Regions from separate parts of the Mus musculus genome. Here region 1 is linked to region 2. A link is a loop called in an ENCODE intact Hi-C map of the cell type or tissue named here. Cell type or tissue: left cerebral cortex. All regions are shown on one strand. Links, peaks and the distances in the headings refer to the core of each region. The heading gives the core; the rest is flanking DNA.

The links. Peaks named below come from ENCODE experiments on the same cell type or tissue, not always from the same donor. Only the 100,000 strongest peaks of a DNase experiment are listed, where the experiment ranks them.
Region 1: it touches region 2 in a loop (7-fold over the local background); 37 of 42 quality-filtered maps call a loop at or near these places.

What each region holds. Positions count from the first base shown.
Region 1 is chr12:36,667,756-36,673,140 of GRCm38, reverse strand. All of the region lies in intron 9 of Crppa (CDP-L-ribitol pyrophosphorylase A), which reads right to left. Among named protein-coding and RNA genes, the nearest start is that of Mir5099, 150 kb to the left of the region's middle. In left cerebral cortex, for the core only: a CTCF peak has its summit at 1,961 (motif pointing right); DNase peaks (open chromatin) are centred at 1,976 and 2,739.
Region 2 is chr12:36,211,983-36,217,367 of GRCm38, reverse strand. Lrrc72 (leucine rich repeat containing 72) reads left to right here. Exons shown (of 9, transcript NM_001361098.1): 6 at 2,952-3,041; 7 at 4,651-4,803. Among named protein-coding and RNA genes, the nearest start is that of Gm40390, 35 kb to the left of the region's middle. In left cerebral cortex, for the core only: a CTCF peak has its summit at 2,095 (motif pointing left); a DNase peak (open chromatin) is centred at 2,097.

The DNA.
Region 1 (5,385 bases), core at 107-5,106, 460 kb before region 2:
GTAGGAATTGAGGACATTATGCAAAAAAATCAGAGAAAACAACAAAGAGCGGCAGTAAGGAACTCAGAATACACAAAGTATTCAAACATACATTTAATAAGTCCTGTACAAAGGAATAACAGATATAAAGGGAAATGGTTTTTAAAGATGTATTGCTGAAATTATTCTATAGATTCACGAACAGATGAACACTGGGTTTTATAACCCAGTGAATCTTGGGGTAGATAAAATGAAAATAAAAAATCCTACAAATAAATATTGTGGAAACATCGGGACACTAAATATGAAGAAAGCTTTAAATTAGCTAGTCAGAACACACACACACACAGAGAGAGCGAGAGAGAGAGAGAGAGAGAGAGAGAGAGAGAGAGAGAGAGAGATCAACAGTTGTACTGACAGCCATTTTTGTCACTTCAACAATTGAGACAGGAATAAAATGACAATTTATTTCAAGTTATAATACAAAAGTGAAAACTAACCTTCTCTCCTAAAGCCACCAAACTATACACAAATGCTACTTTTAAAAAATTATAATAAAACAGTCTCTGTCAGTTGAGCAAAATACATTTATTACACTAAAAAGTCATAGGGGGGTAGGTAGGGCTGGAGAGATGGTTCAGTGATTAAGAGCACTGGCCTCTCTCTTAAAAGACCTGGGTTCAATTCCCAACACCCACAAGGCAGCTTACAGCTATCTGTGACTAGAGTTCCAGGGGCAAAACACTAGTGCCCATAAAAATAAATATATTATTTAAATTAAAAAAGAGTCACATACAAGAAAGCAGACCTCAGAATAAAACTCTAGGAGGTAAGAAGATATGCAAAATAAAGTAATAATCTTAAAATAAGTATATGGATATAAAATACCAAACATTTTCCAGGAAATAATTATAATAACAGGTAAATATATAAGATAATTAAAATTTTAAAATCACAATATTGGATAAAGAAAATGTCACTTAGAAAGTGGGAAATGATAGTAAAATAAAATGCATTAAAAAGGATGACATGAAGAGGGACTGCTAGCTCCAGATACATATATAGCAGAGGATGGCCTTATCTCACATCAGTGGGAGGCAAAGCCCTTGGTCTATGGAGGTTTGATGCCCCAGGTTAGAGGGATGCTAGAGTGGTGAGGCATGAGTGCATGAGTGGATGGAGGGGCACCCTCATAGAGACAAAGGCGAGGGGAGAAAGGGGACCTGAGATGGAGGGCTGTGGAGTGGTAACCAGGAAGGGGGATAACATTTGAAATGTAAACGAATAAAATGATTAATTAAAAAGGGTGACATAAACGAAGGCTAGTTAAAATACTAATTTTAAACATTCATATAAATATGGATAATAAATCAAATTGTCTGGAGGTAAGATGAGAAACTTCTTAATCAGAAGAGATTTAGTAAAGGGGCAACGAACCACGAAGGCCACCCTCCAGGTAGCTAAAGCCAGTAGCAGTGGTCTCAGTATTTTCTCCTAAAACAAGGAGAAGATCAAAAAGACCAAATGAACCCGGCCTCCTGAATACAAAAGGATGATGTGAAAATCCTGAATGTCAAAATGACTTAATTAAAGGAAAAAGAAAACGACGGGGCACTAAACTGTAAAAAGTTCCCATGCCACTAGAGAAGGAAGAGAAAAATGAAGGGTGGAGGCTGATCTAAAGTCAACAACAACAACACACACACACAAGAAGCCCAATAGAGATGAGGGAGGACATCACCTTCATAAAGGGGAGGGGCATAAAACAGCCCTTGATTTGACTGACAGCCTTCCCCTGGAACAGAAGAGCGCAGAGAGAGGCAGGAATTTTTTTTTGCAGCTGGGTACTGACGAGAAGCTAGAGCAGAAAAGCTAGGGTCCAGAAGAACAAAGAGAATTAAGCAACTGGAAAACACACAACTTCCACTAACTTCACTCAGGACCGCGTATTTAATGCCATTTGGTTCTGCTGCTGTAACAGAAGAGGGCAGCATTGATTTAGGTAAACAAGGCAAGCCCACAAGGAGGATGAGAGAATGTAACACCTACAGTTGTCACACAAAAGAGAAAATATTTGACCAACTCTACTATCGAATTTCCATCGAGGAAATTAAAGATAAAGTAGGAGACTGTAGGGGACACCTCAGTCTGCAGCGCACTGTCACATAAGCCCGACATTCTTGTTGAAAATGAACATACTGAGGTCATTGATGAGGAAACTATCTTTCAGTTGCCAGGATAAAATACTGACCAAATCCAACTTGGGGGAGGACAGGATTCATTTACTTTACACGTCCACATCACAGTTCACTGTCAAGGAAAGCCAGGGGAGGGACATAAACAGGAAGCTGAGAATTGAGGCAGAGGTTCCCAGACAAATGCTACTTAGTGGATTATTTCTCCTAGCTTTCTCAGCTTCCTTTCCTATACAGCTCAGGCCCACCTGCCCAAGGGTGGCCATGCCTACAGTGGGCTAGGCACTGTATTAATTAGCAATCAAGACAATGCTCCCACAGATTTGCCCACAAGCAAATTGAGTGGGCTTATTTTCTCCTCTGTTGAGAGTCCTGCTTCCCAGGTGTCTTCAGTTTATGTCACATGGCGGGAGTGGGGGGGGGGGGGCATGGCAACTAACCAGCACAGAAACCTAACTGGCCATTTTACACAAAATAATTATCTGATATTTGTCCTACTGGAGACTGAACCATGGCTATGTAAGTACGGAAGATTCGAGTCTAAATCGCTGGAGGTAGCTTAAGTCAGGCATGGATGTATGCAGTGCACAAAAGCCCAGACCTGGCTGTGTGTATGAAGGGGCCTGTAGGTGGCAGTGGAGAAGATGACAGGAGAAGATGACAGCTGGGGGCTTCTGATTACCAGCCTAGCTGCAAGTTCAGTGAGGTACCCTATCTCAAGAGTGTACAACAGAGAGGGATAGAGCAGTAGATTGGACATTCTCCATAGCTTCCATACTCCCAACACACACACACACACACACACACACAAACACACACACACACACACACACACACACACACATACTTGCACGTACAACTTATATATGCAAAACACACATATAAACACACACACAAAAATCAACAGTGAATATACAGACAAATAATATTTTTCAAGTGCATGCCCATGAAAGGCCAAAGATACGCCACAGATTAAAGCGGTTGACAAAACAAACTGCAACATATGTTTTCAAAACCTAAAAAGGGAGATGGATCCTACTTGAAGATTAAATAATGGAGTCACATCAATATTAACTTCCTGATTTGCGTACAAAATTCTGCTTCTAGGGTATGCATGAGTTCCTTGTATTGTTCCTACGTTCTTTTGGTAAAACTGAGATGTTTTGAAGATGAAAAGTAAAAAGTAACAAAAATAATAAAAAGGGAGAAAACAATTTTAATTAAAATGTTAAGAAAAAATCCTCGGCAAAGGCAAACAACCAGGTGAACAAAATAAGTCCAAATATAAATGCACAAAGTTCATAGACAGAAACACAAAATTTGCCAGGTTGAATTAAAAACTAAAAGCCACCATGGGAACACCAAAGCAAAGGGCTGGATTTTACAGGACTAAAAGACATTCATAAGCCAAGCTTTTATCAAAAGAAAGTCTGGCTCTCTGTCATCACCAGAGGACTTTAGAGCAAGTAGATGTCACTGATGTGTGAGTGTGTGTGCATGTGTGTGCAGGTGTGATTCTCCAATCACAGGCTTTGGGTGTTTAGAACAACCCAGTCCATTATGGATTAACCTGATGGGCCCGGAAGGCATCCATGAAAAGACAATGCAGGATGTGTGAGTGTGGGTCTAAACACACAAGAGTCATCTGCAAATGAAACAGGAGAATCAGGAGAATGGGAAACAATCCCTAAGAACCACAAAGGAAAAGTGGGGCTGGCTTGGAGTTTAAGAAACAAAACAAACAAACAAACAAACAAACAAAACCCTTATTACATATTCAATAGAAAGAAATACAAAGAATTGCCATTTTGTTGAACTTGGGATTTTTTAAAAGAACTAAACAGACTCAAGGGAACTTTAATTTCCTCTTCACATGATAAGGGTTTGATGTACGCTTACAAACCCTATTTTTATAGAATTATTGCTTGCATTGCTTTGCGTTATATCCTATTAAACTGTCCATATCTATCTCTATAATGGATCTGCTTTTCTTTAATGCTAAAGAGAAGTCATCCCAACTGAAGAAAAATCAAAAGGCAACTAGGTGGCCTGTGCTTGCACAGTAGCAAAGACTTTCACCTCCTCAAGCCGCCATTCTCTTTTCAGCCTTTTCCCCTCATGACTCATCCAGTTTTAGCCAGTGTCCCCTACCCTCTCTACCTCATCAGTCCAAAACCTGTCTCTGAGTTTAGCCACACCTCCCCTAGAGAAAAGCTAATCAGCCAGGTTTGCTTCCAGCAAGAATTTTATCAAATTCACTGAACAAAAAGCCCAGGCCTCTCTTAATAATTTTGTTGTTGTTTTCTGTTTCAGTTTTGGTTTTGTCATTGCTGTTGAGCATAGACCTATCCTGTAGCCTGGCCTGGCCTGGCCTTAAACCCATTTTGTAGCCTAGGGTAGCCTCAATCTCCTCATAACCCGCCTGCCTCAGCCTCTTGAGTGCTAGGGTTACAGCCACAAGCCCAGCTTCAAGTTAATGTTACCCAAATCCCATCAGTACATATGACAGATAGCAGCGTTTGAATTTTACAAATGGAGAGAAACTGCAGACAGCTAGAATCAAGCTTCCATTCACTTTGTAGAGCACAGTCTCAGAAGACAAAAAGAAAAAAAAAAAAACTATGACATCACTGTCTCCTCGTCTGTATTCCCATCCTTCCCACTTCCCACTTCCCCTTCCCTGCTTTCCCAGCGCGCCCACTGCTGGGGCATGTTAGGCTCAGGCGGTGGAGGCCTACTCCTGCAGTGGTTCATGGGATAAAGTTTCCTTAACTTCTTCAGTGGGCATCATTTTCTTTAGCATTAAAGAGAAGCAACTCTATTTATAGAGATAAAGGTGGACCGTTTAAAGGGATAGAAAGCAAAGCAATGCAAATAATACCTCTACAAAGATAGGGCTTTTCAATGTACATTAAACCCTTGGTATGCTGAGAAGGAAATTTAAAGTTATACTGAGTCAGTTTTCACACACAAGGTGATCTATTTTAGATCATTACTAGTTTTAAATTAATATAAAATCAAATGTGTCTATAAAAGATGAAATACTAACAGTTAAACATGATTATATAACTCAAAACCCTGGGAAGAGGGTATCAGAGTATAACAAACCGCATGAGGAAAATTCCAGTATTCAGACACTTATTCCAAGGAAAGGAAAATAGCTTTTCTAAAGCTTTATTATTAATCACTGAAAATTAGAGATTCCAACCAA
Region 2 (5,385 bases), core at 165-5,164:
TTGGGTTTTGTTTCTTTCTTCTTTGTCTGTCTTTTTTTTTTTTTTTTTAATCAACAGGAGCCAATTATTTAGATGACTCTATCATAATTTTCTGTCTTCCTCTTGTCTTTCATTGAGAAACCTCCACACGTGTGACTCATCTAACGCAAGTTGCTGCGGTACAGTGGCAGAGACATTGTGATATATGATTGGGTAAATGTAAATTGCTTAGACTCTGACTTCCAAATTAAGATAAGCAAGACAGTGCTGGCGCCACTGAGGTGTACTTCGTAAGTAGCCTAGAGGGAAAGGTGGATTAACTAGTATTAACCTATTGAAAGCGAAAGTGTAAGCGAGTTTGCTTCCTCGCTGCTACAGGAATGTGCCCATACATCACACGACGCTTTCAGAACACTCAGACACAGGAAACTGATTTCATATCTCAGAAACTTAATTTATGGTAATTTAAGGACCAGCCATCCAAAACGCATAAATCCAAAAGGTTCAATACTTAAACTAGCATAGATGGTGTGGGGGTTGGTGGGGGAGGGTGAAGGAGGAATGGAAAGTAAGATTGCTTCCTGCTAAAATGCAAGAGCTAGAGAAGAGAGAAGGAAAAGGTTGAAATATCTTCCATATTATTTACTTTTGATCTCTGCCACATACTTTCTGTTTAAGATGAGATGGGCCATATACCACCCTGAGCATGGCCTTTGACTACCTAGAAGTCTTGGTCGCAAGCGATGTGGCAGTAATCTGGGTGTGGTGCTTTATTTAGCTGCAGGGAAGTGCTTGTCTGACAAGCAGAAGAGCCTGAGTCCTGTCCCTAGAACCTATGGAAAAACTAGACTGTGGTGGTGCATGCTTGTGATCTCAGCACTGCGGCAGTGTGGAAAGGAGGATCCCTTGGGTCCCCAGACGAGGCTAATTGGTGATAGGCTGCTCAGTGGAGAGCTTGTCTCAAAGGAGATAGATCAGATTATCCGAGGGTAATACCTAAGGTTGTCCACACAGGTACACACTCTTGCACTGGCACGAACACACCTACACACACACACACACACACACACACACACACACACACACAAAAGCATAATGAATATTTAACAAAAAATTATTTGAGTAGAGATTAGAAAATTCCAGGAAAAGAAGTGAGTAGTAGTGTTCTCAGAGGGAAAGCCGATGTGGACCACGATGAGTAAACACCCACAGCTGACAGAAGCTAAGAGGTTTCTCATAAGCATGACATGCAGGCAGCGTGGCTGCTCAGTGGCTCTAATAACCATATAAATGGGGGGGGGGTGTCAGCTCTGATTACACAGGAGAGTCACTGGGAAACTGACTTCTGCTCTAAAATGCAAGTGACTTTTTCCTCCTTCCGAATTCTCACTAAAGACAATCATGGTTTGCTTTTATGACCCTGAGGAGTGGCTGAAGCTATGGGGTGTGATCTCTTGTGGGCCTTTTCAGATTGGTCCTTATTTCTGGTTTGATGTGCATCTATGCAGTTACCTCGTCCGTACTGACAATTATTTGTTCCTGCTTTAAGTTCCTTTAAGAGTAAACGTTAGACCTTTTTCCCGTCCTTGTTACTGAAGTCTGGAGTTTTTTCTTTGTCATTTTCCCTCACTCCCCCAGTACACACACATCTGTCCGACTACATCTGACTCTGACTCTGCCTGAGTCTACATCTCCATTTACCTTTTCTCATTCCTCTAACTAGTCTTGTTGTGTAGCAGGTCTCTGCCATTGTCACTTCATCTCCCTTTAAAGCTCCTGTAAGGATTCAAATAGCCAGGAAAGCTTGTGTTGATAAAATCCATATCTCAATGTCTTATTACTGACAGAGAATACATCCAAGTCTTGTTTTTCTTCAATTTTTAATGAGTCTTGTTTTTTCAAACATGCCTCTCCAATCTTCTTTATGTTGCAAACTATGCATTTTAAATGTTAGTAGGTTTTTCTGGGCTTCTGATGCCTGATATTATCATCCCTTTATTAACAGCCCCTGTGTTTGATGAATAGTCTACAGAACAGTACTCTTAAATTTAACCAGAGTAAAGGAGCCACATTTCTTTGGGTGACACAGCTGTGTGGCAGCTGGAGCCCTTCGCTCTGCTGCCATCTAGTGGTTCTCTGCTTTATGTGTTTTTTTCAGAAGTATTTCAGATGCCACATTGAAAAAAAATCACACAAACTTCATTTCTCATTTAATGTTATCAGAGGATGCACAGATAAAATATGTCACTAGAAAATAAAACATTCAAAGTTTCTAACGGAAGCATTGTATAAATGTCCCTCCGTGCTGATGACGACGGATGATTACTTCAGAAGTATCAGGATGGGTACTGCTCCCATGAGGCCCTTCCTCCCCACCGCTTTCTTGCAAAGTTAGGTTCATTACCCATCTCTTAGCCACACAAGTCTTACAGAGGGATGTGAGATGAACCATAAAATCCACATCGGTGTAGCTCCTGCTGAGATCTCCAAGTGCTACTGGCATGGGCATCCTCTGAGCATGAGGACAGTGGGGTTCAGGAAGAAACCTGTCAGGACAGTGTACCTGTATCCACCCAACCCCATTACTCCTGAGACCAGAATAACTCCAAGTAATCTTTTGTGAAAAGCAGCCTCAAGACTTTTGTAGCTAGCATCTTGTTCTTCCCTGGCAAATTTACCTATAGACATTTAACGGTTTCCTCTTTTGTGCCAGATCTGTGTGAACCTAGTGCTGTTTCTAATGGGCATTAACAACCAGTGAACTTTGACTGACTGGATCCAACAGATAGTAAAATATGTGGCGCTCTAAATAGGGAAGTGTGTGGTGAGGCTGTGGCCAGACAGCAGGCACAGCTGCTCACCCTGCAGTGGTTATCCTTGTCCTGTCCCTGAGTCTTCATTGTCTGTCTTCAGAGGTGGTAAAGGGAACTATTGTGAAATCTGACATCTTATTTTGTGTTCTTCCTTTGCAGGTCTGTACCAAAACCCTTTATCCCAATATAACCTCTACCGATTGTATATAATCTTCCACCTTCCCGGACTGGAGTTGCTTGATCGGAAACGTAAGAATGCTTTAGGAAAAAAAAAAAAAAAAAGGAAGGGAGGGAGGGAGGGAGAGAGAGGGAGGGAGGGAGGGAGGGAGGGAGGGAGGGAGGGAGGGAGGGAGGGAGAAGAAGAGAAGAGAGGAGAGGAGAGGAGAGGAGAGGAGAGGAGAGGAGAGGAGAGGAGAGGAGAGGAGAGGAGAGGAGAGGAGAGGAGAGGAAAGAGAAAAGAGAAGGGAAGAGAAGAGAAGAGAAGAGAAGAGAAGAGAAGAGAAGAGAAGAGAAGAGAAGAGAAGAGAAGAGAAGAGAAGAGAAGAGAAGGAAAAAGAAAGGAAAAGAAACGCAGGACACCTAGTGAAAGAATACTTACAGCTAATTTGTTTATGTGGATATGTGTTTACTTACATGTTTGTACATGCACTACAGACCTGCCTGGTACCCTCAGAGGCCGAAGATGTTGGATTCCCTGCAAAGTTACAGATGGTTGTGAGCTACCTTGTGGGTGCTGTGAATGGAAGAGCAGCCAGTGCTCTTAACCACTGAGCCACCTCTCCTGTTCTTGACACCAAATTGTTTACCGCCTGACACTTTGATTGATTGAGTTCTTTCTCTTTTCTCTTCTCTTCTCTTCTCTTCTCTTCTCTTCTCTTCTCTTCTCTTCTCTTCTCTTCTCTTCTCTTCTCTCCTCTCCTCTCCTCTCCTCTCCTCTCCTCTCCTCTCCTCTTCTCTTTTCTTTTCTTTCATCTTTTTTTATTTTTGTTAAGACAGAGTTTCTTTGTGTAGCCCTAACTGTACACCAGGCTGGCCTTGAACTCACAGAGATTAGCTTGCCTCTACTTCCCAAGTGCTGGAATTAAAGGTGTGTATGTCCACAACAGGCTCAATGCTTTGGTTTCTTGTCACAAAAATGATTTATAGAGAATCTCTTAAAATACAAATTCTAAAAGTCATCTTCTTTGAAATTCTATATATTATTAAAATTGGCATACTCAACAGTGACTTCTCACACATGCCTATTCATTCATATGTGCATATATGGACATATATGCATGCAGTCTGTTGTGTACTTTTGAGGCCTAATTCACCCAAGCACATATGATCTATCCCTTATCCCATTATCTTGCTAGCTGTAAAGACTATCCTTTATCCTTTAGGGGTTGTTACTGTGAAGGTCTGCCCGTGAGAATATATCTCCTTCCCAGCAGTGGTGAGGGAATGCAGAGTGTCTCCTGTTGTCATGTCAGTCATATGCTGATATGTCCTAGAAAGTCTCAGGAGTGTGCTAGACCACAGGATTGAGTGCCACTATGACAGGAGGATATCCACTGAGTGCTTGTGAGATTGGATTAATAACTAAAATCTCCTTGCATAATGGTTCAACAATATTGTCATATATAAGTTAAACCTACTTCTGTGTGTATGCATGTATGCATGTTTGTTGGAGCACACTTGTATGTTGAAGTATGTGCACACATGTGTGCATGTATGTGCTATCAGAGGCAGAGTCTCATCTAAACCAGAGATCAGCGATTTGGCTGGTCAGGCAAGGCAGATTGCTCAGATTTTTTTTTTTTAATGACTCGGTATGCTTTTGTTAATTTTAAATATTATCTCTCTTTTCCTTTATTAGAAATTACAGAGAAAGAGAGAAGATACATGATTACCATTTTTGACCATAAAAAAGCTCATGTGATTCAATCAGTAGCATTTGGAAAACGAGTGGATGCCTCCTGGAACCCCAAGTTACCAATAAAGCAAAAGCGGGTCAAAAAACCTCCCTCAGGTACAGTGGAAAAAGAAAACTGAGGTGAAAGCTCTGTAAGCTTTCGGAACCCTTGACTGCAATAATAACTGTAACTTCCCTGTATCGTGAAGTACCTTCGAATTAATTTCCAATATTACATCTTATTTTCATATTTCCCCTGTTGATCCAGTGAATAATGTAATTTTCGCTTTCCCTCACCCATGTTACATGATTCAGTATGGTAATAGTGGCCGGGGAGAGGCGGAGATGCCTGAAGTCCTTGTCTAGTATCTGGTGAAGGAAAAAAATAAAAATAAAAGCATAAGCCATCATTGTTATTACCAATGACACAAAACAGTTTTCTCAATGGAGGGTAGACTCTTTTATGGTGTAGGGAAAATCTTAAGAAGAACTGAAGATCATTTGCACTTTTTCCAGCCAGTGTTTTGGTTACACTCACACCCAAGGTGTTACATAGAAATATTACAAATCATTTCAGTTATATTTAATTAGTTGGCACATATTTTATATAACATAAAATCCAAACAGATTTATTTTTCTCACATAGCAAAGGACACAGGAACAAGGTTCATGAAGTTAATGTAAAGTTCTGTGACACTG